2 separate regions of the Homo sapiens genome follow, and region 1 is linked to region 2. Evidence: read pairs that join two places in POLR2A ChIA-PET (ENCODE). Cell type or tissue: Panc1. All regions are shown on one strand. Each heading gives the region's core, and the rest is flanking DNA. Links, peaks and the distances in the headings are about the cores only. Region 1 has its middle 160 kb from the start of LINC02205. Region 2 has its middle 70 kb from the start of TLE3.

Region 1 (15,318 bases), core at 3,108-11,107, 180 kb before region 2:
CCCAGTTCTCAGAAGAGGGAACTAAAAAGTACAGGGGGTGACATGACCTGCCCAAGGTCACACAGCAGGCACGGGTCTGAGTGGAGACCTGAGCCCAGGCCTTCCAGCTCCAGATACACACCCTGAACCTTTTCCACCTCTCCTGTCCCAGTACTCTGAAAAAGCAGAAAGAGCTGGGGCAGACAGTGCTCCTTCAGCCCACTCCAGCCCCCAAAAGACCCTCCTTCTCATCAGCTGCCACGCAGATCTCTAGTGTTGAGTGGAGGGTTGCTATTTCATCCTCTGTTCCAAAACTTCCAGCCTTAGTGTTATCTGGATTTGTCAAGTATTTTTTGACAGAGAGGAAACACAAGGTTTGAAAACTCAAGGTGTGTGATGAGTTGGAGTGTGGAGGAGACTTTATAGAGCAGGATTCTTGGATTGGAGCCTGCATCAGAATTCTTGGAGGGCCTGACAAGACACAGATAGCTGGGCCCCAACCGCAGAGTTCAGGCTTAGCAAGGAGTGGGGTCCAGGAATATGCATTTCTAACCTGTTCCCAGGGGCCATGCTGCTGGCGGTTCTGGGACCACACTTTGAGAACCTCTGCCTTAATAAAAGGGGAAGCTGGAATTCCAGAGGCAGACGTTTTCATCTTCACTGGGGGCTGAGAGCAGACAGGGGAAGCTGGGGTCCCTGAGGCGCTGGGCAGTGGTTACCCAACCCCTCCTCTGTATGAGGCGCTCCGGGCGTCTGTGCCCAGCCTTGATGAATAGCGCTCATTTAGGTGGTATGGGGAGTGCCTCTGCACAGACCTATCGGGTTTTTATTAACTGTTTTACTGTCGTACTTTCAAAATCAATCAAACAGTGCTGCCCTCCGGAGACACACCGGGGTTGGAGGGCTGAAGCTCCCAGTCTAAATGCAGCAGAGGCCGGGCCCAGGCCCACAGCGGGGCCGCAGGGGCAGGGGGGCCGGTGCTTCCTCCTGCCCGGTGAACGGCGGGCTTTGTCCTCTCTCTCTGAACCAAAGCCTCAGACTGGTCTGAACCGCGCACCCCAGACCAGAACTAACTGCACACATTTGTTGATCCTTGAACCGAACCCAAACCTGAATTTTTCTTGTGAACCACTTAACAAACCAATATTCAAAACAAAACAGGGAGGGGGAAAAGACCCTTGGCAGACCAGTTTGAATTGGAAGGGCATCTAAATTTCCAAGCCCATTAAACACAAACAAAGCTGGGTCATCAAAAGCCTTCAAACCTGACTTCAGTCAATATTTCGATTGGCTGGGCTCCCTGGCATGACACAGCTAAGCCCCAGGTGTGGAGAACTGGCTTTCCAAGCTCCAGGAAAAACAAGGGTCTCTGTACTGAATTAAACCATCCCAGGGAAGCCCCATCCTGCAGTTCCACCCCCACACCCTTGTGAAGGAACAAACGAAGAACGTGGGAGTCCCGTCTGCCCTGGCTTGTCCCCTGAATGTCTCCTCGACACAAAGTGCAAAGCCAAAGCTCTGGCCCACAGCTAAGTAGTGGGGGGTCCAGGCCTCTGTGATCTGGCAAAGGTGCCAGGACAGTGCAGTCGGCCCCTGCAGCTACCCTGACGCGCACCAAGGTCCCCCAGCAGTGGAAGAGAGGAAAGGCCTCTCCAAAGAGTGGGGTGTTCATTGTATTTGCAGGGTGGCAGGGGTGCCAGCCTTGCCAAAGGACCCATGTGCAAGAAGAGAAAGTTGTGAGAACGGCGAGTGGGCGAGATGCACAGGGCAGAAGCTGTAACTTCTGGGGCTTCGTGCCCAGCCCGGGGCTGCCTAGCTCAGGTGTTTACCGTTCGCTGATCTTTGAGTGTCACCAAAATGCACCCTCATGGCTTGGAAGCTGCATCCTCTTGAGCCCTGCTGCTTGCATTCATCCTTGTTATAGGGTGGCGTCCCTCCCTCTCTCTTTCCCTCCCTCCTTCCTCCGTCTTTCCTACTCCCTGTCTTCCCTCCTTACTCCTTCTTTGAATTCCTTCCACATGCCCCTGCCCAGCTCCAGGAAAAGCCCTGCCCAAATGTGGAATGGCCACTGTCTTTCTTATGAATTAAGAAGTGCTGCTGGGGAATATTATTCAGCCCTGAAAAGAAATGAAGTACTAATACCTCCTACGATGTGGATGAACCTCGAAAATATTACATGGAGTGAAAGAAGCCAGACACAAAGATCACATTGTATGACTCCATCTAAATGAGATGTCCGCAATAGGCAAATCCACAGAGACAGAAAGCAGACTAGTGGTTGCAGGGGCTCGGGGAGGGCTCGGGGTTGCAGGGGCTCAGGGGGAATGGGGAAAGACCGTGTAATGAGTATGGAGTTTCCTTTGGGTGCAATGAAAATGTTCCGGAACTAGATAGAGGTGATGGTTGCACAACCCCATGAAGGCGCTCAATGCCACTGGACTGTACACTTTAAAATGGTTGATTTTATGTCCCGTGAATTTTACTTCAAGTACAGAAACAAACACAAGGAAGTACTGTGGACTCCCTTCCTCTCCTCTTGCATGTAATCAAGGCGCCTCCAGTGCCATGTTCCAGGAGCTCTTGAGCTTAGGAGAAAGTGTGCAGGGTCTCTGGAAGACTCAATACAGTACATATAAGTTTTGGGGGAGTGTCTTCCCTGCCCTCATGGACAATGCATCAGCCTGGAAGCCTTAGCCAGCCTGACTCTGAAGGAAAGTGTGAAGGGCAAAGGTATTGGAGAGTTAGGGGAAGGAGAAAAGGGGAAAGGTGAACCAAAGAGAGGAGAAAGGTGTGTGTGACAAGCATCTCTGCCCTGCAGGCCCTGGGCTGGGCATTTCATGTCCAGCAGCTCATTCCACTGCAGCCTTGCAGATGAGGAGGCCAGCTGAGCACTGGTTGTCCAAGGTTACTGACCAGGAATAGGTGGGCTGGCTCTGGAGTCTGTGCTTTCAAGCCTTGGCTCTACATACTAGGATCCTCGTGGATGGGCCTTTGGAAATGATGCTGTCTTGGGCCTGGTTAGCCCTGTGGGGGCTGCTTCCTCCCCTGTTCCTGGCCCCTGGCTCCAGTCTGTTCCCTATGTGCCCTTTAGACCCTGATGATGAGTTCCCCGGGCTGCTCTTGCCCACTGCACCCTAGAAAGCCAGCTCTCCCCTGTCTGTTCTCCAGGATTCAACATGTGGAGGAGGAGTCCAGGGTGGGGATGTTTAAGACAGCTGCCTCCTGCCTGTGCTGATTGTGTTCATCCAGCAGGTGATCCTGGTGCCTGAGCCCTGGCCTGGATGTCAGGAGAGTGAGGCAATTGCATCTAGTCATTCTTTTAACAAAGATGGATTGGATGCCTGCAATGTGCCAGGCACTGTGCTAGGTGTTAGGGATGCAGCAGGGAGCTCACGGCCTCCCACCTTCTAGTGGGGGAGGCAAATAATGGAGGCCCAAATAGATCATGCAAACCCCTCAGGTCAGGATAAGCACTGGGAAGAGAAATAAAGCAAGGGAGGGGGAAGAGAATGACAGTCAAGGGAGGGAGAGGAGAACTTTCAATGGTTCAGGGAAAGCCTTTCTGAGGAGGTGACATTTGTGCAGAGACCTGAATTAAACCCAGGGGAAGAGTGTTCCAGGCAGAAGAAACAGTAGGTGTGTGGTCTCTGAGTAGCCAATGAACTCAGTGGGTTCAAGGAACAGCCAGGAGGCCTGTGTGGCTGGAGGGCAGTGAGCAGGAGCTCGGACAGGCCAGAGTCACGTGTGGACCGAGGAGGAAAGCGGGTGTGTGGTTTGATTCTCACCCAATGAGGGGTCCTTCAGGGGGCTGAGTGGAGGAATGGCATTGGCCAGCTAATGGTTGACGAGGACAGGAGCTGCAGCTGTGAGGAGAGTCCCTTTCAGTGGCAAGAGGAGAAGCAGGGAGGCAGTGTTCTTTCCCAGACATTGCTTTAGCCCTTTGGGTTTGCAGCCTCTGAGGCTGGCCTGCTGGAGTAGAAGCCCTGCCCTGCCACTTACTTGCTGTGTGACCTTGAGCAAATTGCTTAACCTTTCTGTGTCTCTGTTTCCCCATCTAGAAACTTGAAAAAATAATCATACCTCTCTCGTAAGGTTGTTGTGAGGATGGGGTGGGAGAACAGTGGTAGGACATAGTGAGTACTCCATGCGTGTTAGCCATTATCACTACCTTATACTATCATTAGCAACTTAACATGGTCTCCCGGTGGGAGGACGAAGAGCTAGCAAGTGGCTGCCTCTCCTTCTGCTCCTCTCTGGGCCTCAGGGTCCTTATCTGCTAAGAAAGGATTCATGGCCAGGCACAGTGGCTCAGGCCTGTAATCCTAGCACTTCGGGAGGCCGAGGCGGGCAGATCATTTGAGGTCAGGAGTTTGAGACCAGCCTGACCAACATGGTGAGACTCTGTCTCTACTAAAAATACAAAAAAAAAAAAGTAGCTGGGTGTGGTGGTCCATGTCTGTAGTCCCAGCTACTCAGGAGGCTGCGACAGGAGAATTGCTTGAACCTGGGAGGTGGAGGTTGCAGTGAGCCAAGATCATCACTACACTCCAGCCTGGGCCACAGAGTGAGACTCTGTCTGAAAAAAAAAAAAAGAGGATTCATTAGCAGATCTTTAAAGACCTCTCCAACTCTCTAACATCTGAATAATTAGAACCAATACCCCTCGTACACAAAAACAAAAGCAAAACATTAAGCACCCCCAATGTGCCAATCTGCCAGGAGAGACCACATAGAATTGCATTCAATCTTTCCAGTAACTCAATGGGAGAATCTTGTCCATTTCATAAAGACCAGTGTTTCCATCTTTCTCTTTCTTTAGTCTGTATTATTTTTTCACCTGTTAGATAATACATTGGTGGAAGAATTTCCATTTTATTTTTATTTTATAAATTTTTAAATTTAAATGTAAAATTTAATTTTCCTGGATGTGTGTTCCATGTGCCTTTGGAAGCAAAGTTTCCTGAGGTGCTCACCATAATCTTTCCAATGGGGTTAGGATTTAGAAACACAGAGAATGGAAATAAAACCTAGTTCCTACCCCAAGACTAAGGCAAAACAAGTGTAAAGTTTTCTCTCCTTGGTCCAAGATCAATGGGAATTAATATGGAGTTTTTCAGAGGTCAGTCTTCTGGGGACCTCCTGGTGACCACTCAGCCCAATTTAGTGGTCGGCTGGACAAACACGGTTGTCACAAAGCCCGTGTCCATTTCACAAAGCCATGGAGTCACATGGCAAGTTGGGTATAAAAGAAGGCAGGAGATACAGAGCAGGAACATAGTTATAGCAGAGCTGAGAAGGAAGCAAAAAGAAGTGTGCACATACCTTGCTTAGACTTCCGGCTAGACACTGTGTTAGGTGTTTTTTTTTTTTAGTTTGTTTGTTTGTTGAGACAGAGTCTCGCTTTGTTGCCCAGGCTGGAGTGCAGTGGCGCAATCTTGGCTCACTGCAACCTCTGCCTCCCGGGTTCAAGTGATTCTCCTGCCTCAGCCTCCCGAGCAGCTGGGACTACAGGCGCCCGCCACTACGCCTGGCTAATTTTTAGTAGAGACGGGGTTTCACTGTGTTAGCCAGGATGGTCTCAATTTCCTGACCTCACGATCCGCCTGCCTCGCCTCCCGAAGTGCTGGGATTACAGGTGTGAGCCACCACGCCCGGCCAGGTGTTTTCACATGTACAAGCCAATGGATGAGAAAAGGCAGGATAGTAAACAGAAGACAGACCCAAATGTAGGCTGGTCATAAATCAGCTACTGGTTTCATAGCTCATTTAACAAACCTAGCCAAAATAGGTTGATGGATGGTTCCATTTCCACCTAGAGGGGGTCACTGGTAGCCTGCCTTCAAGGTCTGTGCTTGGCCCTGAACTCATCAGCACACTTGGATCAGCAGCCTGGTAGATGCAGACACAGAGGGCAGGTTGATCACAAAGCTGGGAGAGAGAGTGATCATTCAAGTGTTTCAGAGTGTCAGGCTGGGCGAGACCTTAGAGATCACCCCTTCCCACTCTACAAAGACACAGAACTTGTTCAAAGTCACACAGTCAGTTTGTGGCAGACCAGCCTAAGGGCAAATTTCTCCACCTCCCTGTGCTGTGCTGGCCAATTTAGGATTCACATGATCCTGGCAGGCCTGGGCCGGCGGCTGATTCTAGCAGGATACAGCCTACCAGGGATGAGTGAGTGTGCGCTTTGCATTTCAGGTTCAGAAAAATCGATTGCCTAAGTACAGGATGTGGGAGGCTGGCTTGCAGCCGGTCTTGTGCAAAAGACCGGGGGGAGTCTGTTGGCCACGAGATCAATAGAAGCCAGAGTGTGATGCAGCCGCTAAACAGGGAAGTCTCTCCTCTTCCACGGACTGGGCAGAGCCAACGCGTCCAGAGCCGGAAGAGTGACAGCCTTATTTTTGTCTGTGCTCATCGGCCACTTTCCAAGATTTTTATTTATTTCTAGGTGTCATAGATTAAAAAGCACATCAAGGTTTGAAGACTGTAGAGAGGAGAACGGCTGAGCTGTCAAGGGGTCTGGGGGAGCCTGTCAGAGACCTTATTAAGGTAGCAGAAGACCCTTAACTGGAAAAGAGGAGAAGGATAATGGCCTTCAGTTTATGAGGTGGTTGTCATGGAATAAAGGCAGAGGCTCGTCTAGGGGGCCCCAGAGGACAGAACTGGGACGCAAAGCAGTGTGGGGTGGATTACCAACTGTTTCCCATGGAATGCCAAGAAGACAGCGGGTACCCAAGAAAGGGTCCACAGTCAACCAAGAGTAGGAAATGTATATATGCTATTCTCTATCCCCTCTTGCAGATTCAAGGTGCATATTAGCACATACATATATGCTAATGTGTATAATATGTATATTATATACATATGTATTAGTAGGTACATTACAAGGGATGAAATCTAAAGGTGCAAAAGAGCTTGTCTGTGCTCAAGCCCCCTAAAAAACAGAGCTTAGATGCTATGACTTGATTAGAAGTGCAGTCCTAGGGAGAGGGTTAGGGAGTGGCCACAGAGGAGGAAGAGCCGACATGAGAATTTGACACTGAGCTGGCTGCCGCTAAGTGCAACTGATTGCTGGATCCCAAGGGACTGTTCCCTGAGAAGCCATATTAAACTGTGTTTCAGGGTTGCTATAGCAAAGGACAAGTGAGAAGAAATTTCCATCAGGTCCAGTCTCCAATTGGCTGAAGATTGGCTCCATGGAAGATAATTTTCCCTTGTGTCTGAGTTGGGCAATCGTGGGCACTAGGGGTGGTCCTGAAGTGGTAAGGTCCACAGAGATGCCCTGAAGGGGAAGCAAGAGGAAGTGCAAGAGCAGGATGGCACTTCTGTGAAGTGGGCTGATGCTCACACAGTGCTGTCACTGCTTGAGGCTGGAAGAAGAGACAGGTAAGGTGGAAAGGACGGGCTAGGTCTGCTATGAGTTGTGATTTACATGCAGCAGAAAGTAAGTCTCCTTCCCTCTCCTGTCCCACCACCCAGGTCCCCGCATCAGAGGAACACATTGTTTTCTTGGGAAGCCTTCAAGAGACAGTCATGCATGGGTGAGCCTATACGCATATAAATATATGACATAGGTAATTATATATGCACATATTTTCATAGAATGGGAGCATACTATACTGCATAGCACTTTTTTACATAACAATGTATCTTGGCACTCTTTCCTTATCAGTACACATAGAGCCGTCTCATGCATTTGAATGACCATATAGCACTTCATCCAGCTGATGTACCATAATTTATTTAAATGTCCTATAATGCACATTTAGGATGCTTCTAATCTCTTGCTATTGCAATCATCATGGCGGTAAATACTCTTGTACACAAGTCATTTTGCAATCCTAGGAGGTTATCTCTAAGGCAGAAAACCTAGAAATGGAATGTTGGGTCAAAGGGAATATGCATTCTCAGTTTTGATCAATGTTGCCAAATTGCCTTCCAGGGTAGTTGTGCCAGATTCCCTCCCACCAGCAATTTAGGCGCAAGCCTGTTTCCCTCTGTCCTTACCAGCACAATGCATTATCACACTTTTGTTCTTTGCCAATGTAAAAGGTAGAAAATTATATTTCACTGTGATTTTAATTTTCATGTGTTAAGTCATAGTGAGAATGAGCCTTTTTTCTTCCAGTATTTACATTTTTTTACATTTACATATAATGCCATTTACATTTTATTTTCTGTGAACTGTCTATAACTTTTGCTCATTCTTCTTTATCTATCTTCTATCTATCTTCCTATCAAGAGATTATATATTTGCTTAAACAAAATATTATTGTATATGTTTAAGGCTTTATATAAATGGTATTGAACTATATATATAGTTCTATAACTGATATTATTTTATTCAACATTTTTCGAAGTCCTCAGCATTGTTTTTGAAATGTGTCCATGTTACAATAGCTACAGTTTGTTAATTTTCAATGCTGTAACATATTTTATTGTATGAATATGCCACAATTTACCCTTTCTCCTGTTGATGGCTTTGTGGGTCACCTTCAAATTTTTGTTATTACAATGTGGCTAGGAACATTCTAGTACATATCTCCTAGTGCACATGGGCAAAAACTTCTAAAGCAGAGTATATATAGCCAGGGCTGGAATTGCTGGGTCATAGGTTGTATGCATCTTCAGGGAACAAGATAATACACTTTTGCCCATTTAAAAAATATAGGCTGGGCACAGTGGCTCACACCTGTAATCCCAGCACTTTGGGAAGCTGAGGTGGGTGGATCACTTGAGGTCAGGAGTTCGAGACCAACCCGGCCAACATGGTGAAACCCCGTCTCTACTAAAAATATAAAAATTAGCTGGGTGTGGTGGCAGTCACCTGTAATCCCAGCTACTCAGGAGGCTAAGCACAAGAATCGCTTGAACCTGGGAGGTGGAGGGTGCAGTGAGCCAAGATCATGCCACTGCACTCCAGCCTGGGCGACAGAGCAAGACTTAGTCTCAAAAAAAAAAAAAAAAAATAGATTGCTGGTCTTGTTATTGATTGTAGGGTCTCTTCATGTATGGAAGCATTTGCACTTTGTGATATGGGCATATTAGTGTTTAGATGCTCAGAAAAGCCCTGCAGCAAAGAAATCTTTTTTTTTTTTTTTTTTTTTTGAGACAGAGTCTCACTCTGTTGCCCGGGCTGGAGTGCAATGGCGTGATCTCCGCTCGCTGCAACCTCCTCCTCCTGGTTTCAAGCAATTCCCTGCCTCAGCCTCCTGAGTAGCTGGGACTACAGGCGCCCGCCACCCTGCCCGGCTAATTTTTGTATTTTTAATAGAGATGGGGTTTCACCATGTTGGCCAGGCTGGTCTTGAACTCCTGACCCTGTGGTCCACCTGCCTCAGCCTCCCGAAGTGCTGGGATTATAGGCATGAGCCACCACGCCTGGCAAAGAAACCTTTTTAACTGGGTGTTTCCTTAACTCAACTGACCATGAACCCCTTTCCTCATTGAGTATCTGATAGGACTAACTCGGGGAATTGCTTTTGTAAGGGAACACGCATCAGGACCTGGTCAAGCAAGATGCTGGCATCTGGGCAACCATCAACAGTAGTACACAGACCCCTCTGCCCTGCTCAAAGGACCTTAAAGGTCTCAGAGGCTGACCCTGGCTGGAAGGCTTTCTGGTCTGCCCTCCATCCTACAATTTAGGGGACCCATCCTCATGGTGCATCCACCGTGTCAGGCTTTGTGCTGGATGCTTCCTGTCACTTACCTCTGCTTCCATAACCAAGTGAGAAACAAGGCTCAGAGCAGTGAGCTTCCTTAAGGGAAGACAAACCATCATCTGATCCAAAGCCATCCTCCCTCCATTACACTACAGGACTTGCTTAGAACCAAAACAGTGCCCAAGACCCAGCCCCTGAGAAAGCCAGATACTGGCTTCATCCCTTCCCCACCTTGCCACAACACCTCGGGCCCTGGTCTGTCCCTCTCCTCTGGCTCGTGGCCTGGCTGCATGGCGGGGCTGGCTATTTTGACATGCATGCCCTGGCTCTCCCATCTCATGATGGCAAGGCTGTGAGGTTCCTTGCACTTGGCACAGATCTTGGCATATGATCAATGTCTTTTGGAATGACCAGATCAGTGATGATAATGCCAGTGAGCATGTATCCGGTGCTCACCATAGGCAGGCTCTGTGCTAAGGGCTTTATGAGAATTATCCCTTATATTTGTTCACAGCGACCCTCTGCAGGTTCTGGTACCATCATCTCCATTTCACGGATGAAAAAACAGGCTGAGGGGAGTTTGGTCACTTGTCCAAGGTCACACAGACATTGAGTGGTGGAGGCAGGATTTGAACTTGAGTTACAGGGCCTCTACCTGCCTCATGCCACACACCTGACCCAGATGGGTGAGCTAGGTGGCCTCTGTCTAGCAATGCCACATGCGCAGTAGTACCCAGGAATTCCCCCATGTGACAATGACATAAACCCAGGAGTCTATTCAGCACTGCTGCGAGGCCTCAGGGAGCAGGCCGCCATGGGTGGGGAGAACCCCAGGCCTGGTCCTCTGCCCCTTCCTTGCTCCCTTCCTGCCAGCTGGGGTCACAGGTCCAGCCCAAGGCCACTTGAGGTTCAGGTGACAAAACATCCCAGTTTGCAGGAGTTGGCAGTTGCTCTGGGCAAGCTGCAAGCAAACAGCTGTGACTCCAGTCCCCAAAGCTCCCCCTCCTTACCTGTGTCAACACTTTTATTTTTAAAGTGGCAGAGCCAAGGTGGGGGCTGGGGATGGGCAATGGGGAAGGAGGGAGCCTGTCCCTTATCAGCGCTGGGGTCCTTGCATATGTAACGCTGTCATATAATTAACAGTGAAGATCATTTACATTGTCGCTTAGCTAATTTTCATAATGTTTTCTTTATTATCAGAGGAAGAAATTAACCCAAGAATTTATTTACATAGCAGCCTCAAACAGTAACAGCTTGCTAATTGCCTGTTAGGTGATTAATAAGCTTACAGCAGATGCTAATGCGTCGTGGGCTCCCCGTTTCAAAGGTGCTCTTGCCTCACGCTTGTGTTTTGGCAGCTTAATTAGTGCAATAATTATGTACTTGTTGCTCCTTCTTTCGAGCAAATACTGTCAAATGCTTAAAAGATTAAAGTGAATTATATCCTGAGAACGCACAGAGCTTGAGGATGCCCGTTCTTGCTAACTTCTCTGCTAGTTCACAAATAGAAAAGAATAAATAAGAGAAGGGTCTGCCACGACGGCGGCAGCAGAAATGAACTAGAGCTGGCTGGGGCCTAGTCCTGGAAGAGACCGCGAACACTGCCTCATTTCCCATCTATAAAAGGAGGTTCAACTGGTTGGCATGGGAAAGTGGGGAGAGGAAACTTGAGAATCAGAGAGACCTGAGTGTCAGAGCAACGAAACGCAATGGGTGGATCTAATTTGCGTCCTGATTGGATGCAATTGTAAAAAGCCATCTTGGAGATGATCAGAGAGACTTACCCCTGACATCCAGAAGTCACTGCTGATTTTGTTAGGTGTGATAACAGCATAGTCGGTATGAGAAAGAAAAATATGCTTATCTATTCCATATGCAGACTGAAGTGCTTAAGGTTGAAAGGATACGATATCTGTGATTTGCTTTAAAATACCCTAGCCCTCTCCTAAAAATAGTGAGGTCTGTGGAGAAATAAGATTGCAAAATGTGGATCGACACTGACGCTGGATGACAGATACACTGCGGGTCCATATATCTATTTTCTCTTCTTTCATGTATGTTTGAAAATGTACATAATCAAAAGGCTGGACCATAGAAAGGAGATGAGAATTCCTTCAAGACATGGGCCCTAGAATCCAGCTCCCTGTGTTTAAGTCCAGCTCTATTCCTTGCTAGCTGTGTGGTCTTGACCAAGGACCTGACCTTTCTGTGCCTCAGTTTCCTCATCTGTGATATGGAGATATACTTGTTGCTGGGATTTACCAAGACAGTGCACACAGGTTTTTAGCACAGTGCTGGTTGCATGGTAAGCCTTGTCTCATCCTTCTTGTTATTATATTGATGTTGTTATTGGCTGAGGCCCTCCAGCTCTGCAGCTGTGGGCCACCAGCAGATCTGCCACAGGTTTGCTCCATCCCAGCTCTAGTGCTGGGCCCTTTCCTAGGCTCAGCCCTGCATCAGCGGTGGCCTCTGGCAAAAGGGGCTGCAGAGGGGCTGGCTCCTCACTCTGGGACCCTGCAGGCCTGCCTTTGTCACATAGGACCAGGCACATCAGTTTCTCCGGGGCTACAACCCCAACCCCTCCAGCACTTAATCACAGTACCTGGTCTCTTTGCCCCCATCCTGCTTGGGGCCAGACTCCCAGAAACCTCTGCCCTGTGGTGGCTGTTTGTTGAACTTGCCCTGGGGCCAGTTGTCTGAATTTCGTCTGTTGCTAATTGTTCCACTCTTGGGAATCTGCGTCTGGACACTTCAACCCCTCTCAGGCCCTGAGGCTGCATCTGTGCTTACTCTCCCTCTCCTGCCAGGTGACGCTTGGGTCCATACAGGCTCCAGCCTCTTGGAGTCATTCCCTTTTTGCTGGCGGGAACATACCTGGGCCTGGCCTATCTTGGCCAGGCCACTGACCTCTTGTGTGCCTTGGGTTTGAGCCTCAGTTTTCCCATCTGTAAAATGGGGGGTTTAGACAAACTCTCCAAACGCTCAGCATTAACAGATATCCAGAACTATGGAGGCTCTGCAGTCCTAGTGCCAGAATAGGCCTTAACTCAGAGCAGACAGTCAGTGAATGTTTGGCTGTTGATTGAACAAATGAGCAAATCGATGAGAGATGCCCTCTGCTCTCTCCCTCCCTACACTGGCCTAGGACTTCTCATCTTCCACCTCCTCTCAACAGTCCAGATCCACGTTCCAAACTCCTCTTAACTCTTGTGTTATGGGGCTGCTGCCTGGATCAGAACGGTGGGGAGGCTGGTTCAGTCTTGAAGGTGAATCTAATCACAGCATCACACTCACCCCGCCTCCACCCAATCTCTGAGCCTACCTAGAAGTAATTCTGAGCACATACTCTGAAAAAACAGGTCCTCAGCTGTCTGGGGCAGAAGAGGCAAGATTTTACGAGGTGCGGGGAGGAAGACACAGCCTGTGTCATATTAAGCAAGGGAGAGCCAGGGAGTCTTGTCCCCACTTCCAAACACACGACAAAACCCCGTCTCCATGCCCTTGCTCAGCAGTTTCCCCACCTCCTTCGAGGGTGTTCCCTTTACTTTTTAATCAAACTCCCTTTTCAAGGCTCACCCTCTCCAGAAAGCCCACAGTGGTATCCTGCTGCTTATAGGGCCTCATGTGTTTGTGTCCTGCTCCTGAACCTGGAAATAGAAGCAGCTGGCTTGGTTTTTAGTCACCCGAGTGTCACTGTTCCGCATGTAACTGAACTATAAGGTCAGCGAAGGCAGGAACCACCGTTCCATCTTTCCGTGCACCCACCTCAGCCTCTTGCCCAGGGTCCAGCAGAGAGCTCCGCAGACCCAAGTGTCATACAGTGTGGATCCAGAATCCTTACTCCCGAGCCTCTCATTCGGAGATGAGGAAAGTGAGGCTCAGGAGGGTTGAATGTGTCCTGCAGGGCCCAGGCCAGGTCTGGGAGCCTTGTTCTGACCTTGCTAATCCACAGCTCTCGCTGTCACCCCATGCTGCCCTTGTGAATATCAGCTGGGCTAAGTCAGGATGGCACTGACCCCTCCATGCAGCAGGGGCATGGAGACCTGGGACATGTGGCCACCAACCTGAGGGACTCCAGGGGCTCAAGGAGAGCCAGATTGGGCCGGAAACTTCCTAACACATTCCCAGGTGATGCTGTTGCTGCCTGTTGGGAACCACTTTTTCAGAACCACAGCCCCACAGGAACTAAAAATCTACCTGAGAGACAGGATTATCACAAAGTTAACATTTAAACGCATGACAGGCAGGGTGTATTGGCTCACACCTGTAATCCCAGCACTCTGGGAGGCCGAGGTGGGTGGATCACTTGAGGTCAGGAGTTTGAGACCAGCCTGGGCAACATGGTGAAAACCCGTCTCTATTAAAAATACAAAAATTAGCTGGGCGTGGTGTGCATGTCTAATCCTAGCTACTTGGGAGGCTGAGGCAGGAGAATCACTTGAACTGGGGAGGCAGAGGTTGCAGTGAGCCGAGATTGCGCCACTGCACTCCAGCCTGGGTGACAGAGCTAGACTCTGTCTCAAGAAACAAAAAAAAAGATAAATAATAGTAACAAAAATAAATAAATAAATGCATGACAGAGGCCAGAAGTATATTAGTTAGATTTTTGGTTCTTGGCATCTCTTTCCCCTTCTTTTGAGAACAGCACTCTGATTTCCTTTTGAGGGTCTGTCCCTCCTTTATCCTCAGGCTATGCGCTCCTAATAAGCCTCCCACCTGCTGTAGAGTAGAGCATACACCTAACCAAAGAACATCCAATCAGGATGTGAAGTTTACCCAGTCACATGATTTACACTGGTCCAATCAGGTCAAATAAGATAACTTTGGCAGGAATCATCAGGAAACAAGGCTTTTTTTCCAGCTGGACCAGAACTTCTGTGGCCATCTTGCCACAGTGTGGAAAGAGCTCTGAAAATGGGGCTTATAAGGGACAAGCAGAGGAGAGGGCATTGTTTAATGCTCCTGGATCCAGCTACTCCTGAGGTCAACACCCTCTGAGCCTGTTAGTTACATCAGTAGATGAGGATATAAATCCCCCTTTCTGTACAAGTCATAGTTTGGGGTGGGATTTTCTGACACATAATAGAAAATTTCCTATCTGACACCAAGTTCTCAAGGAATATTGAGGTAATTCACCCCTTCTGCATTAGGGAAGCTTCATGGATGGTCAGAGATGTGGAAGGAGAGGGAAAGTGGAGGTATTAGCAAGGGTGGGCTGATGGAAAACAGCCGGGTACAAACAGAGGCCACAGCACAGACCAGCTTGGCTCACTCCTGGCACCCAGGAGAAGGCCTCTGGGAGAATTAAGCCCTATAGGAAGAGGGGAATCTTGCCACTCAATGGGAGAGCACTTTGCCTTTTGTGGTCTCCTTTCCCAGAAGAGGTCACCCCCGATGCCAGAGGTTCCCAGAGCCTGCTGGCCCCTTGAATCCAGACTTCCTGCCCAGACGGGCAGCTGGGATGAGGTCATGGCTGGAGAGTCTTTTATCCTCTTGCTAAGCTTCTTCTTTCAGTAGCAATTGCTGTCTTGCTTAATCTCAGAATTATCTGATTGTCATAGTCGAGTTTTCCACATTAGGCAATGAGCCAACAAGTTACTTAACCTATAATTGCCCTTTAATGAAGCCCATCTTCAAAACTGAATTGTCAAAGGAAACTTGTAAACATACAGCG
Region 2 (15,318 bases), core at 4,050-12,049:
TAATAGCAAAATTTCAAAAACCACATAAATGTCCATTAACATGACACTGCAGGAGAATGGTTTAATTAATTATGATATAGTCACACATGGAATATTATATAGTCTTTTACAATAATGCTTGTGAAGAATATTTAAAGACATATAAAGAGGAAAGGCTGGCTGGGCACGGTGGTTCACGCCTGTAATCCCAGCACTTTAGGAGGCCGAGGCAGGTGGACCACTTGAGGTCAGGAGTTCGAGACCAGCCTAGCCAATATGGTGAAACCCCATCTCTACTAAAAATACAAAATTAGCAGGGCACGGTGGTGCCTGCCTGTAATTCCAGCTACTCAGGAGGCTGAGGCAGGAGAATCACTTGAACCTGGGAGGCAGAGGCTGCACTGAGCAGAGATCATGACACTGCACTCCAGCCTGGGTGACGGAGTGAGACACTGTCTCAAAAAAAAAAAAAGGAAAGGAAACAATAAAATATTTGGTGAAAAAATAAATTTTATAACAATAGCAATAAAATTTTCTAATATTTTGACAAAACAAATACTTCAAGGATCATGAAATTTTAAAATTATTGTTCTTATGTCTGTTTGTATTTTTTTAGATTTTTAACAATAAACACAGTCATTTATTTATTTAAAGCATTTAAGATTACAGCCGGGCATGGTGGCTCACACCTGTAACCCCAGCACTTTGGGAGGCCAAGGTGGAAGGATCACCCGAGGTCAGGAGTTTGAGACCAGCCTGGCCTACATGGCGAAACCCCATCTCTACTAAAAATACCAAAATTAGCCAGGCATGGTGGCAGGTGCTACTCGGGAGGCTGAGGCAGGAGAATCACTTGAACCGGGGAGGCGGAGGTTGCAGTGAGCCAAGATTGCGCCACTGCACTCCAGCCTGAGCGAGACTCTGTCTCCAAAAAAAAAAAAAAAAAAAAAGATTACACCAGGCCTGAAATGAAATCATGTGATAAGGGATAAGAAGGCACTTTGACAAGTCCAGAGTTCTCTACGGCTTGTGTTATTTTTACTAGAAACCCCCTGGTGACTTAACAAGTGTCTAGGAGAGACCCTCCTGAGTTGTCACTCACACACAGGCAATTCTGGCTTCAGGAGCACGCCACAGCACATGGATCGGAAACCACCTTGGCTGCTGAGAGGACAGCTGGCTTGACTTGGCTGTTCCTCAATGTCTTCCCTCTGCGTCTGCTCCAGGCTTGTTTGCTCTCTCTGTAGAGGCAACATCACTGCTGGTATCATTATCTTTTCAGGATGAAACAGAGTTCTCACACACACACGTACACACCCCTTCAGTGACCAGGCAGCTTCAGCCAGACTCCTGTATCTTTCATAAGACAGATAAACCTGGAGGTTCAAAGTCTTTCATTCGTTCCCCCTTGCTACCATCTAGTCAAGCTTTTGTCCTGCTCTGAATCTATGTGTCTCTACCTGGCTACATCCTTTGTTACCTGGTTGCTGCCTCTAATTTTCTAAGCTTGGGGAGGAGGAAAGAGGAGGAGGTAGACCAAGGTTGTAGTCAGGGTCTGCTACCAATTGAATGTATGGGTGACTGGGGGCAAGTTATTTCCCCTCTTGGATGCTCACAGTCCTCATCTGGAAAATTGACCAGTTGGATGAAACCATCTCTGAGGACCTCTCCAATACCCATGTGTTCACAGGTAAATTTCTCAGGGGAGGTAGAGATTTGGCTCTCCCTTGTAGGGAACAAGAGGTACATAAAGGTCCATGTCCAGGAGGTGGATTGCGGTGATGTTTGTGATATGGGGATGTGTAGGTGGCCTAGATGTTCCTCATGCAGAAAAGTTAAGGAGAATATGGTAAGTGCATATTCCAGAAGACTCTAGCAACTGGAAGCCAACACTAGATGTACATTGAAAAGATGAATAGCACTCCAGGACACAGCATTTCATGGAAAAGTAAGAAGCAATAAGATCAGTAGCCCCTATGCCAATGCATCTGACTGTGCTGGTGTGGAGAAAGAAAGCAGGGGCTTTGCCAATACACTTGGCATGGAAAGGGAGAGACCCTAGACTCACTGTGAACTCTTGTCTTACGAAATCCCTCCTTTGGCTCTCAGAAACAAGTTTGTTTATTTGTTCGCAAGCTCTTCTCCCAAAGACACAAATCTGATCAGAAGCTGTGCTCCATTCAACAGGAGAATCTGGGGTGACAATATAATACTGGCTAGAAATATTTTGAGTTGTTCTGTGAATCTCACATCGGGTACTTATTTCACTGGACTTCTCTGTTTCAGTTTGTCTTTGCTCCTAAAGGAGCTACTTGGAAAGGTGCTTCTTGTCCTTCCAGCTATACCTGCCTCCTACGCCCATCTTGATACTTACCCAGCATGCTCTCCCTTTCTCTCCCCAGAAATCCATCCTATTAGACCAATTCCCTAAGGAGGGAAAACATCTTGGGCCCTCCTGGGCGGAGGCCTTCAAGGTTCTCATCTGTTGAGACATGGACAAGATTTCTGAAGGGGAAAGGCAGAGAGGACTTAGAAGGAGATGGCAGGAGAGCACCAAAGGCAAACATGGCTGACTGCGCTGTAAGCCCAAGGGCAGCCCCAGGAACAGAAGGAAAAACCAGCCCTGCTGTCATGCCTGGCTTCCAAGACTCGGGGCTGCCATCTCATGTGTGTCTAATGTTAATGGGCTTAAAAGTGCCAGCCTTGCTCATGAGTTAATGTTCCCTTAAAAGCAGTTTGGACCAGGACAGCAAAAGCACTTCAAGAAGTCTCTGGGCAAGAAATCTCTGGGAGGGAAGAAAGAGGAAAAGGTTATTCAAATAATAGGTAGAGCCGTAGGGAGAAAAAATGATGACTTAAGAAAGGAGAGAACATTTGCATATTCCCAGAAGTAGAATGACTAGGTCAAAGGGGAGGAGAATCTGTAGAGTGCATCCTATCTATGGTGCAAGCGCTTTCTTAAAAGATGTAATAATTCCAAATGCTACCAGCAGGAGTTGGGTATACCAGTTTCACCACTACTATCTTGTCAGCTTTTGGTGGTGGTGTTCTCAATTTGTTTTTGCTCCTTTGGTAGACAAGCAGTCAGTCCTTCTTCCTCCATTTTTTCCATTCAGCAAGCTTTCACTGAACACCTACTAGGTCTTGAGTGCTTGATTTGTTATGGGAAGTACTGAGATGGCAAGACAGGGCCCCCTTTCTGAGCAAGTGCACACTTTGGCTAAGGAGGCCGAGGGAATGAATATGCCCAGGTAGGGGAGCAATGCACAGTCAGGACCAGAACAGGGAAGGGTGGAGCCCAGGCCCAGATATGGCCCAGGCCAGACTCTGCTCCCAGGCTCTCCTCCCTGGCTCAAGGGCTCCAAGGCTTGAGAGAGCTTGCAGGAGCACCTGCCACATCTGCAGGCTTGAGTTTCTTCAGGCTCCAGCTCACCCAGAGGCAGCCTGACAGTACCTTCTGCGAGAAAACCAGGGCCTCCCAAGTTCTGGAGACTCATTCCCAGCTGAAAGAGGGGGTGCAGAGAGCCATGGGCTGGGAGCCATGAAACTGAATTCTCCTCTTAGCTCTGCCACTGACAGTTGCTAGGTGGCCTTGGGCAAGCCTTCCTTCCCTTCTCTGAGCTTCAGTCTCTTACAGAGGGGGAAGGTGGAATGGGTAGAGAGGGTTATGCCTGCCTGCACACGTCTGGTTACTTGTGCCCTCCGCTTTGGGAAGAAAGCCTTCTCAAACACATCAGCCAGTAAACTACCATCCAGACAGTCCCAGATTCAAATGAATAGACTGTCTATCTCTTCACTGTAAACCAAGGGAGATTGTTTCCAGAGGAAAGATGTTCAAGGGGGCCTTTCTAAGAAGTATTGCCTGAGAAGAGCAAGCTGAAGACAGACAGACCTGTTTGTCGATGACTTACTACGTGCTAGTTGCTAGTTCCCTGTAGGGGACTCTTGCACGTGTTATCTTTAATCCCACCACAACCCTTGGAGAGAGCCATTCTTATCCACATCTTGCAGATAAGAAAACAGAGGCTCCGAGATTAAATAACTTGTCTGGGGCCCTGCAGGCAGAAAGTGGCAGATAAGATACACACACAGTTCATCTGACCCCAAAGCCGTGCTCTTTTCTAAGCCAAGAGACCAGGTCAGATGCTGAGCAGGCAGAATCCGGCCCACAAATGTGTGTTGTTTGGTCCAAGTGAGGCTTTAAAAATTGGAAATTTTTACAGGAATTCAGCTTCTGGATTAGAAAATTGGAAAATCTGGCAACACGGAGTTCTTGTTCCACATGGCAACAATAAGCTGGAGCTTCCGGAGGCTGAGACCTTTGGACAAGACTCTCTAGTCAGCCTCGGTCCACTCCAATTTTGCAACTGGCCCACCTCACTTTTTTCTTTTTTTTTCTTTTCTTTTTTTTTAGGGGGGGCTGGGGAGGACAGGGTCTCGCTCTGTCACCCAGGCTGAAGTGCAGTGGCACAATCATAGCTCACTGCAGCCTCTGCCTCCTGGGCCCAAGTGATTCTCCTGCCTCAGCCTCCTAAGTAGCTGGGACCACAAGTGTAGGTCACCATACTAGGGTCTCACTGTGGCTGGTCTCGAACTCCTGGGCTCAGACTCCGGGGCTCAAGTGATCCTCCAGCTTCAGACTCCCGAAGTGCTGGAATTACAGGTGGGAGCCACCACACAGACCCTCCCTTCCTCTTGTATATTACTACTTGCTGTACCCTCCAGGCAGTGCACCTGGAACCCCAGGCCTGAAGGAATAGTCTTGATCCTGCATCCAACCAAGGGGGTGGTGGTCAGCTGGAAAATGAAGCCCCTGAGGCCTCTGGCTCCAGCTCCCTGCACTTTCCTCTCCTTCTTCTCCTCGCCTCTCTCCCACTCCTCCCTCTTCTCTTCCTTCTCCTGCCCTCCCTTTTCTTCCTCTTTTCTCCCCTTCTCTCCATGCCTTTCCTCCTCCTCCCTAGCCTTTCTCCTAGCTCACAGACCATAGGTGCACTTTCTGTGCAGGTGCACACACACACACGCACACACACACAGTCATGCACATGCACCTCTTTCACTCCCTTTTACAGTGCGTGTCTGGTCTCTCCAGGGAGGCTGCAAACTCTCTGGCGGCAGGAGTATCTCTCACCTCTTGACACACACAGCCCCATCACAACAGGAACACACTGTCTCCCAGACGGTATGGAAAGCACTCATTGCCCCGGCCTCCAAACAGAAGCCCAGCTGGCTGGGGAGGGGACACAGGTGTTGGGAAGAGCTCAATTCTACCTGGCTGCCCTGAATCAACCCCCTCTCCATGCCAGAGCTCCCGGGGCACCCGCTTTGATGTATGAGGTGTCCAAGGGCCAGGCAGCACCCACCAAATGCCCCGGCTAGTCATCTTTTCCTGTTTACACCAAGAGGGCCTGGGATTTATTCACTGGGAAATCTCTGAGGAAACCATGAGCCAGGACCCTGTGTAAAAGTGCTGGGGCCCCTCAGCTGTGTACGTGCGAGCTGCAGCAGAGGCCAGGCACACTCGAACCTTCAATCCTTGGCAGATGATGATCTGAGACCATCAGGTCTAATATCAGGGAGGCCTGGGTTAGCAAAGCCATCTTCCTCACACACACAGGTCAGAGAGCACAGACCTCAGAATGGACCCACCTGTGATTCAGCCCAGAGCACTGCCATTTTGTCTGGGTGGCCTTGAGCCAGCCTCCAGTCTGTAAAATATTTTCTCCATCTGTAAAATGGGGTTTAGGAAGCTAATGGGTATGATTGTAAAGCACTATTTGGTGTAAAACCCCTACCACATTTCAGATCTTGGGGCCGGTGTGAGGGAATCTTGGGCTCTTCAAAGGGAAAAGGAAGGGGTTGGGTGGACATGGTGCCTCATGCCTGTAATCCCAGCAACTTGGGAGGCCGAGGCGGGAGGATCACTTGAGCCCAGGAGTTCCAGACCAGCCTGGATAACACAGGGAGATCCCATCTCTAATTAAAAAAAAAAAAAAGAAAAAGAAAGGAGTCAGGAGAGTTCTCAGGCCTGGGCATGCATTAGAATCACCTGTGGAGCTTTGCAGACACATAAATTCCCAGACCATATCCTTGGAGAGTTTGCCCATGAGGCCGCCTTAAAACAGGCCATGGGGATGGAAGGAATCATTTTTCCCTATTAAAATGTATGGAATGAGTTTTTCATTTAATAGATTTTCATTTAGCAGCAGTTTTCAAGAACAAATTCCAGTCATTAAGTGAAGAACTGGGTATAGACTTGCTGTGTGAGTCTGATCTCGGGGCAGAGTAGTAAACAAACCAGGATACACAATGATAAGGACCAGCCCTGAGTGGCCAGGAGCCTTATGCTGATTTTGCCATTTCAACCTTCTGAGGCACCAAAGAAACTCAGTGACTCACCCAAGGTTACCAGGTGGGCCAGTGTCAGAGCTAGGATTTGGACAGGACTCACTCTGGCTCCCAAACCACACACCTTTCCTCGTCCCTTCTGCCATTGCCTCCCTTCAGAGGGGCTCTTCCAACACTCGCATGTTGCCTGCCAGGGCCTGGCCTCTAAAAAGTATAGCCTGTGGGCTGTATTTTCAAGACTCATTCCTCTGGATTTGTTGGAAGAAGCCCTCGGAATTAATGACAACTGGGGACAAAATGAAAAGAAGTACGATTGTGTTATTTTCAACCAAAGAGTTGGCACATTCAAAGAGCACAGACCCAACCCGCAGATGAGCTGGTGAAGACCGCTCTGCTGGGTGAAGCCATTGGACTCTCTGGGCCTCAGTTTCTTTGGCCGTCCAGTGGGGATGGTAACATCCATCACACTCCAATAGAGTATGGACTATGAGATAATGTATGAGTAACTTCTGTATAAGCTGGAGAACAAACCATTGTGCAGGAAATCATTTTCCAGAAGATTCCAAAATGCCCAAAGATGACTTATCAAGTTACAAGTTTGTTTTCATATTTCAAATCTATGCCTTGATTGGCATTCAATTTGTGATTTGGTAGTAATGAAGTATATTGTCAATGACATAAACCTGTTTGGTTCGGCAAGTAAACTGGAACGATGGTCCTGAGCGGTGCTAGGTTTTGCTTGTTGGTGCTGCCTTTAGGGGCTTGCCTTTAGACATCAGAATCTTAAAGAGTGACTTCCAGGAAGAGGTGTAGCATCTACTTGGGTATATGGTTCTGATTTTTTTTTTTTTAAGACAAAGTTTTGCTCTTGTTGCCCAGACGGGAGTGCAATGGCGTGGTCTCAGCTCATTGCAACCTCTGCCTCCCAGGTTCAAGAGATTCTCTTGCCTCAGCCTCCCAAGTAGCTGGGATTACAAGCGCCCACCACCACACCTAGCTAATTTTTGTATTTTTAGGAGAGACGAGGTTTCACTATGTTGGCCAGGCTGGTCTCGAACTCCTGACCTCAGGTGATCCACCCACCTCGGCCTCCCAAAGTGTTGGGATTACAGGCATAAGCCACCGTGCCTGGCCTGGTTCTGATTTTAAATGTTAACTCGGTGTAGTGATATTAACTTTCCATGCGTTTCCTTTTCTCAAACATGTTTCCATAGTGTTCAAGGTGAAGGAGCACTAGCATGTATGAGGAGCAATAAAATATATTGCACATAAGACATCCTGATAGCAATCCATTATATCAACCTATTTTACCTAAATAATAAAAGTATTCTGAAAAAATTGGTTAATAGTAAATGGCTACATGGTGTTGTGTAACAAGTGTATTTTACATGAAATATTTAACATTATGAGGTGTATCAGATTTTAAGTAAGTTCGCCTAAGTGGTATTCCTTAGGACCTGTTACAAGGAATGCTTTTCTTTTATTTTTTTTTTATAGAGGAAATAAAACCCATTCATCAATCAACATGAAACAAACAATATTCTATAAGGACCTACACTGTGGATCAACTACAAACATAGGTTCAGGAGTGCTTGTATCCCATTCATTCTCCTAAATAGGTTAAATATTCCCCCTGCCCTAGACAGTCACTTAGTGAACCCTTCTCTCCCTGGCTGCCATGTGCAAATAGCCACTTTCCAAATGAGCCTCATAGACTAGACTATCTCATGGCCCCACTTCAAAGCTTCAAAAACAAAAAGCATTAATTACACATACCCTCTCCTGTATAAACCCTCTTCTGATGATCAACTAAAATATATATTCCAGGGAGGAAAGTGCCTTGGAATAAAATGCCCAATACAGGGGCCGTACATTGTCCATTTTCTAGCCTGTGCTCTGGGCATTGGTTTGTTCTTTGAAATCTCACTACTTTGGAAAAGTGCTTTTCCAGAGTCAGACTCACTAGATTCAGATGCTAACTCTGTCTCTCACTAGCTGTGTGACCTTGGACAAGTTGCTTAACTTCTCTGTGCCTCATTTCCTTCATTTGTAAAATATGAAAAATGGGCTGAGTTGATCCGAACTCCAATTTCATGGGCACTGGTGGGTCTAGGGCAGGGGTCAATAAACTTTTTCTGGAAAAGGCCAGATTATAAATTTTTCCAGCACCGATGGCCAGAGTTTGCCTTGAAGAGCACTGAAAGATGAGGCTGGGGGCAGGAGGGCTGTGCCCAGTCTGTGCTGTGCCCCTATTGCTGGCTCCTGTTAGGCTTTGGAGCCTTCTCCCCAGAGCGGAGCCACACAGCCCAGCTCCCCACTCGTGTGCCCCGGCCATGACCTCTTCCCCTCCGGTGAATTATATTCTACAGCTAGAATTGCCCCTGAGATCAGCTAGCGCATGCCCTTGTTTTTTAAGTGAGGAAACTATGGCCCAGAGAAGAGTAGAGATTTCCCCAAGGCCTCCCAGCCCATGGCCTGCCAGTGTCCCTGCCTGTGGCGCTAGGGAAGCCCCACCCTGGCCCTCTGTGGAATGCAAACTACAGAACTGTGGGCCCAGGCAGGACCATGGCTGGCCCAAACAAGGCCATTGTGAGAATTATAAAAAAGACCCCTTCCTCTGGAGATGTAAACGCCACGAGTGCCCACGGCATGCCAGCAGATTGTAGGGATTCAGCCCCCTTTTGGCTCCACAATAGTGTGCAACCTGCACGGCCGTACATGGAGGCCCTGGGCCCATGCCTTGTAGCAGGGATCGTTGCTAACCTTGGCAAACCTGAGACCACAGACCCATCTGGAGATGTCGGGAAATACTCAGCTTCAGGCTCTCATTGCCAGATAGGAGTACACTCCCCATGTACCAGAAATCTAGATTTTCAAGTGAAATTTGCAGTTTGTAAATGTTGGCAAGGGATTCCATTTTCTATTGTTTTATTTAAAAAAAAAAAAAAAAACCCATGCTAGTGGATCCTGTGCAGAGCACAAGGGGCGAGTCTGTGGGCTGACAGACTTGCCATCTGACTTACTCCAAACCTCTTGCAATACAGATGTGAGATGACAGGGAAGTGACTTGTCCAAGGTGACACCTGGAACCAGTGACAGCCTGTCCTCCAGCCTTCCCTAGTGCCTGTGACCCACACAGCACCTCTGTTTCACAAGTCAGCATGAATTGCATACACACCTCCCGGCCTGGCCCAGTCCCCAGCTGATATTTTTACCAAATGTCACAGCAGTTTGCAGGAAGGCCCAGGGTCTGGCTTGAGCCAGTAAATTATGATCGCTTGCCAGAGAGCTGTAAACAGGATTCTGATTAATGAATTCCTTAATGGCTGGGCCTGAGTGCAGACCTTGTCTGAGTGTCACCCCAGGCAGATACACGAGGAGGAATTGGCTGGGCAGTGGGAAGATTTGTGTCATGTCTTTGCCTCGGAAAGGGTGCTCCAAACCTGCTGGCCCTGAGCGCCTGAGTAACTACTCCTCCCTCTCTCCTAATTGTGGGCCTGCCGCATCTGAGTTCACGCCAGCCCGTGTGTGCAGAAGACCAGGGAAAGAGATGATTGAGCCTCGAGTGAAAATAGAATTGGCTGGCCTCCACTGTGATCTCAAGAAACTTGAAAATGCCCTGTCTGAATCCAAACAAAGAGCCGAGAAGCCTTTTTCCCCATGCTGGTGCTTTAAGGACCCCCTGCCTGAGGCCTGAGCCAGAGCAGAAAGCCCTGGAATCTCTACCTTTCTTAGTTGGGAATTGGAAACTCAGGCCACAGGAGCCAGACACACACTTGTCCAGACTCCCCAGGGATCTGGGAAGAATGGAAACATGGGAAAGTCACTGACCAGGAAACATCCTGCTGTGTGACCATGAGGCCAATCTCCTGACCAGTCCGGACCTTGCGTCCTCTTCTGTGACATGAAAGGCCTGGAGCACGTTGTTCACCCAGCACCTAGTACAGCCACAGGGGTGAGGTCAGAGCTAAGACCAGAGCAGGAATGGCAAGCAAACTGCGTGTGTGCCCCCGCCCCGCGACTGCACCCAGGGCAAACATCACCGATCGATCCTGGCCCTCCTTCCCACTGAGCTGGGGCCAGACCTCACAGCTTTTCTCACTGCAGAACTCAGGGCAGCACCACCAATCAATCACAGCCAGCAAGGGTGAGAAAATCGATCTGCCATCCCCAGACTGGAAGATTTGTCTTTTGTGCTCAGTCTAAGAGTGGCAGCTTGTGTGGCAGAAAGAACACTGGACGGGGAGTCGGGAGACCTAGCTAATTGTCAGGCTCTGCTGTCAGCTGGCCAGGGCACCAGGCCTCTCTGAATTCCTCAAAGTCCTTTTCTGCCCTGAGGTCATGGACGAGTAAGAGCAGGGTCTATTAATATAATCACAATGGGCGCTTATGTCTCAGGTACTGGGCAAAGCACTTCATGCCCTTTTCTCACTTAGTCGTCATAAAACTTGACAAGGGGGATTAGGATTGTCCCCATTTTGCAGAGAAGGAGATTGAGGTTCAGACAGGTTAAGTGAAAAGCTCAAGTTTACAACTAGCAAGTGTCCAAACTGAGAGTTAAACCCAGGCATCTTGTGGCAAATTAAATATGTCCACAATGTCTTTGAGGTTCCTTCCATCAAGAGGTGGGATCTGTTTCCCTCGTCCAGTCAATCTGGACTCACCATGACTAACAGGATGTGATGGAAAGGTACCAGCAAGTTCAGCAGCCTGGGCCCCAAAGGCCTGACAGCTTCTGCTCTTGCCCTTGGGATGCTGCCCCAAGGCTGCTTGTCTATCTTATTGGAGGGTGAGAGGACACTTGGAGGAGAACTGAGGCACTCCAGCATCAAACATGTGCATCAAGCCACGGTGGATTCCCCAGTCCAGCAGCCCTTCCAGCCCACCCTCCTGCTGAATGCAGCTGAGCGAATGAGCCCAGCAGAAAGCAGCAGAGGCACTGCCCAGACAACCTATAGAATTGTGAAAAATAAACCACTTAGTTTTTAGACTTACTTGTTATACAGCAATAGCTAACTGATACACAGTCCCACTCCAGAGCCACATACTGAATATTATGTGTGTGCTTCACAAGAGGCAATACCATGTAGTGGGCAAGAGAGTGTGGTCTTTGGAGCCAGGCAGCCTGGGTTAAAAGTGACTAAAATAGTGGCTGGCACTATGCTCACTAATGTTCTCCCTAAAGAATGGAAATTTCCAGGCTTACTGGGAGTCAGTGTTATTTACCCAGTGAGGGCTCCTGGGACCACAGCAAAGGTCCTGGCCATCTGCTGCCTCTTATGTCTTCACCTCAGGGAGAGAGACAGAGAGAGAGAGCGCGCGAGTGCAAGAGCGCACCGGAAGCCCCCAGGAGCCCCAAAAGGAACATCTGGGTGACCAACTCCTTTGGAGTTAGATCATGTGCAGACTTGCATGGTAGTCCAAGCAGATAGATACTGTTGGTTCCATGTTTCCCAGATGGGGAATCCAAGACCCAGAAAAATAACTAGCCCTGAGCCAGCCTCCTAATTCTTGGTCCAGAGCTTGTCCCTTTGTCTTAGTGCTGATGTAGTAACAGGGATCCCACCTGTCTGAGCCCATTCCTCAGCCTCAAGAGCATGGCAGAAGCAGACTCTGGGATTTCAGTTATCCACAACCAGCCTTCCTTGGTGTGTGGGTGGGGAAGATGGGGGCAGGATCAGCCCCTCTAAGGTCTCCTGCAACCAGAAACCCATAGTAACGAGGGTGGGCCAGACCCCAGTAGGATAGTAGAGCCCCTAGCTCGTCATCAGAAGGGGCCCCTTTGCCATCTCTTGGGTGTGCATTTTTCTCTCTCCTGGGTCCCTAGCTCTTGGTCGCCCAGCACCCACTCTCCTTCAATCTCTGTGAGGATAAGCCTCTCTTTTTCCTTTTTCAGTGAGGCTAAGAACCAGGCAGGGGAAACAAAACCTAAGACTTGCTGAACCCTCAGTGTGGGCCTGGTACAATGTAAACACTCTGCTTTAATTGACACAACAATGCCACCAGGGATGCCTTGTCACAAATGAGAAAACCAGGGCTCCAAGAGGCTAGGTGACTTGCCCAAGAAGATACATTTAGTAGGTGTCAGGGCTGCGATTTGAATCCAGAGCCACAGCCATTTCTCCCACACTGCCTGTTATCTCCCAGAGGAAGCAGAGAACCTGGCATGAAAACTCCAGTGTGGAAACAGCCAGTGGAAACTGCATTAATGAAAGGAGAGATTGAGCCAGGCCTGACCTCCGGGGCTGGTTCCTCAGCAACCTGAGCCCCGAGAGGAGCTGAGGAGAGACTTTCCCAGCATCCTCAGCAGCTGATTACCAGCTTCACTTTTTCCTTTTCCTCCTTAGATGTTTCCAGTGCTCCCATCAAGTGCTCCGAATCCAGCATATAGAGGAGTGCTGTACCTCAGAGCTGGCAGGACTGGGGTGGTGGGGGTGCTGAGAATGAACCTGCATGGTTCACTCACAGCCTATTGTCCTCCGGGCAGCTGCCTGGAAGCCCACTCCAGGAAGAGAAGGACCCCTGTCAGCTCCACATGTGGCTGAGGCTATGGTCCTCAATAGAATTAATAAATTGAGCACTACCGGGTGCTAGGCGCTGTGCCCTGATGTTCACATTCATGTCTCATATTGTCCCCGCAATAATCGCATGATACCTATCACTGATAATCCTCATGACATGTCCCCACTGTGCTAAATGCCGTCCATGTGTAGCCTCACTTCCCATGGTTCACATCAACCCCGTGAGAGAGTTCTCAGGAGTCCCCCACCCTCATAGTGTTGACCAAACCTCAGAAGGTGCAATGATGCCCCAAGGGGCTAAGTGATTTTCCCCCAGTTAGTAGGTGGCTACACAAGGTTTTAAATCCGGATCCATTTGACCCCCAAGCCAGTGCTCTTAAGCACCCTGCTCTGTGGGGTGTAGAGAAAACTAAAGCTTGGGGGGCAAGTGTGAGATCCCACTCTCCAGAGAGAAGGCCTGACCCATCCAGAGCTGCGTTGCTTCTGGTTGTGGCTTTCAGCCCAACCCAACCCCAGCAGGGCTGATCCATCTCTCAACCCACCCTCCCCAAAGGCATCTGAAACCAATCAGGGCCTGGGTCTCGGTCATTCTTCCAGCCTACTTGGTCTTTCATCCTCCCTCTTCTCTTATTCACGCCCTCTCTCCCACCATCACCACCACCACACACACACACACACACACACACACACACACTCTCACACACTCACACTCTCTCTCTCTCTCTCTCTCTGTCCCTCTCTCTCTTTCTCTCTCTCTCACACACACACACACACACTCTCTCTCTCTTTCTCAACATTCCTCTTCCTCACCCAGAAATAAAACAGGTATAGCATTGGGGTCAGGAGACTCAGGGCTCAATATTTTAGCTCCCCACTACTGTCTGTGTGACCCTGAGCAAGTCACTTGGTGCCCAGAGCTTTGGTTCCTAATCCTCAAAATGAAGCTAATGAGCCCTGTAGCCAGGCAGGGTAGGCCAGGAGAGGGGCTAGCTAGTCTTTGGGACAAGCCCGCATGGAGCCTGGTGCTCCACAGGGATCACTCTGCCTATTTTTCCTCCTTGCAGCCTCCCACATGGGAATTACTGGAGGCAGGGGTGCAGAGGGGTTCATTCAGAAGTGGAGACCTGGACTATGCCCGTCTTTTAAATGAAGAAGATGAGACTCGGAGAGGGGAAGTCACTTTCCTAAAAGCCCCAAGGCCAGTAAGAATTTGGACACACATTAGAATGAGCTCTGTGCAGGCACGAAGCCTGCTTTCATCCATTCATTCAGTTTGTGTTCCCTGAACACCTACTGTGTGCCAGACACCTTGCCCGGCAGAGGATTAGCAAGACGTTTCAAGGCACAGTCCCCCTGTCCCAGGTGACTGGGGAGGTGTCAAGGCCAGGTAAGATCATGGATAGGAAAGCACTTGCGAATGCCCAAGGACAGCGCGTGGCCACCTCTCCGCCCCCCACCTGCCTCGCTGCGTCGCTCAGGAGGGCTTTTCCTTGGCTGGATGGCCATGCCAGGAAGGAGGAGCCTGCAGGCTCAGAGGTTGCTGGCAGGCCCTATGGACCACCCTGCCACCAAGGAGCCTCTTCCTTCAAGCCCCCGTGATACCAGGTGTGAGATTCAGATTGCATTAGCAGGGGACCCTTGGGCTTGGTCCAGTTCGTCCTCAGCCTATACCCTCCCTCCTCCGAGAAGCACTGCCCCCTTTTCCCAGGTCTCTGGTTCTGCTGGAGCTGCTCTACAGAAACCCCACGCAGAGCCATAAACAGAACCGGGCCAGGGCAGGGGCACTGCCAAGAGGAAGCCCTGAGCAAGCGCCAGTGCTGTCAGCAAGAGGGGAGGTTATTTTTAGAGGCAGCCTGATGGGGTAGCCGTCTGTCCCACTGCACAGTGACACAGAGATGCCCTCGTGAGAAGGAGCTTTGCAGTCCAGCACTCTGCCTCCCCTGGCCTCCTCAGAGCCAAGGCAGAGTCTCCTCCAGGGAGTCTTCCCGGTACAACGTGCCAATGGCCCCTTATTCTCAATTTTGTGAGCAGAGAAGCAGAGAAGGGCAAGGAAGTGCACACAAACCCTCATATAATCTTCCCAGGAATCCTGAGAGGTGGGCATTATCCACCCTCATTTTACAGAGGGGAAAACTGACACTCAGAGAAGCTAAGTAACTTGCCCGAGATCACACAGCTTGTGAATGGCAAAGCTACAACTTGAACCCAGGTCAGTCTGAGGACAAACCTTGCCCTCTTTCGACTTCATGGTGGCTCTTAGAAATACACCCTCTTCCCAGTGTCTGGATGAGGACCTCATGGGGCTCTGGACTGGCTGCATCTCCTCCTTTATTCACCCCATGACCTTCAGGCCTGACCTTCCACTGAGTCATGCAGACTTCTGAGTGAGTCAGCCCTGGCACATGACTCTCACTGTAGGCAATGGGCATTTATTAAGCATCTTCTGTATACCAGGCACTAGGTTCTGTTAATC

The links. Peaks named below come from ENCODE experiments on the same cell type or tissue, not always from the same donor. Only the 100,000 strongest peaks of a DNase experiment are listed, where the experiment ranks them.
Region 1: POLR2A ChIA-PET joins it to region 2 with 11 read pairs; 3 of 35 experiments call an interaction of 5 or more read pairs at or near these places.

Annotation. Positions count from the first base shown.
Region 1 is chr15:70,340,060-70,355,377 of GRCh38, reverse strand. No RefSeq gene overlaps it. Among named protein-coding and RNA genes, the nearest start is that of LINC02205, 160 kb to the left of the region's middle. RefSeq lists an enhancer at 10,479-10,980. In Panc1, for the core only: no CTCF peak of the experiment used is centred there; no DNase peak of the experiment used is centred there; H3K27ac peaks cover 237 bases.
Region 2 is chr15:70,160,384-70,175,701 of GRCh38, reverse strand. No RefSeq gene overlaps it. Among named protein-coding and RNA genes, the nearest start is that of TLE3, 70 kb to the right of the region's middle. In Panc1, for the core only: no CTCF peak of the experiment used is centred there; no DNase peak of the experiment used is centred there; H3K27ac peaks cover 752 bases.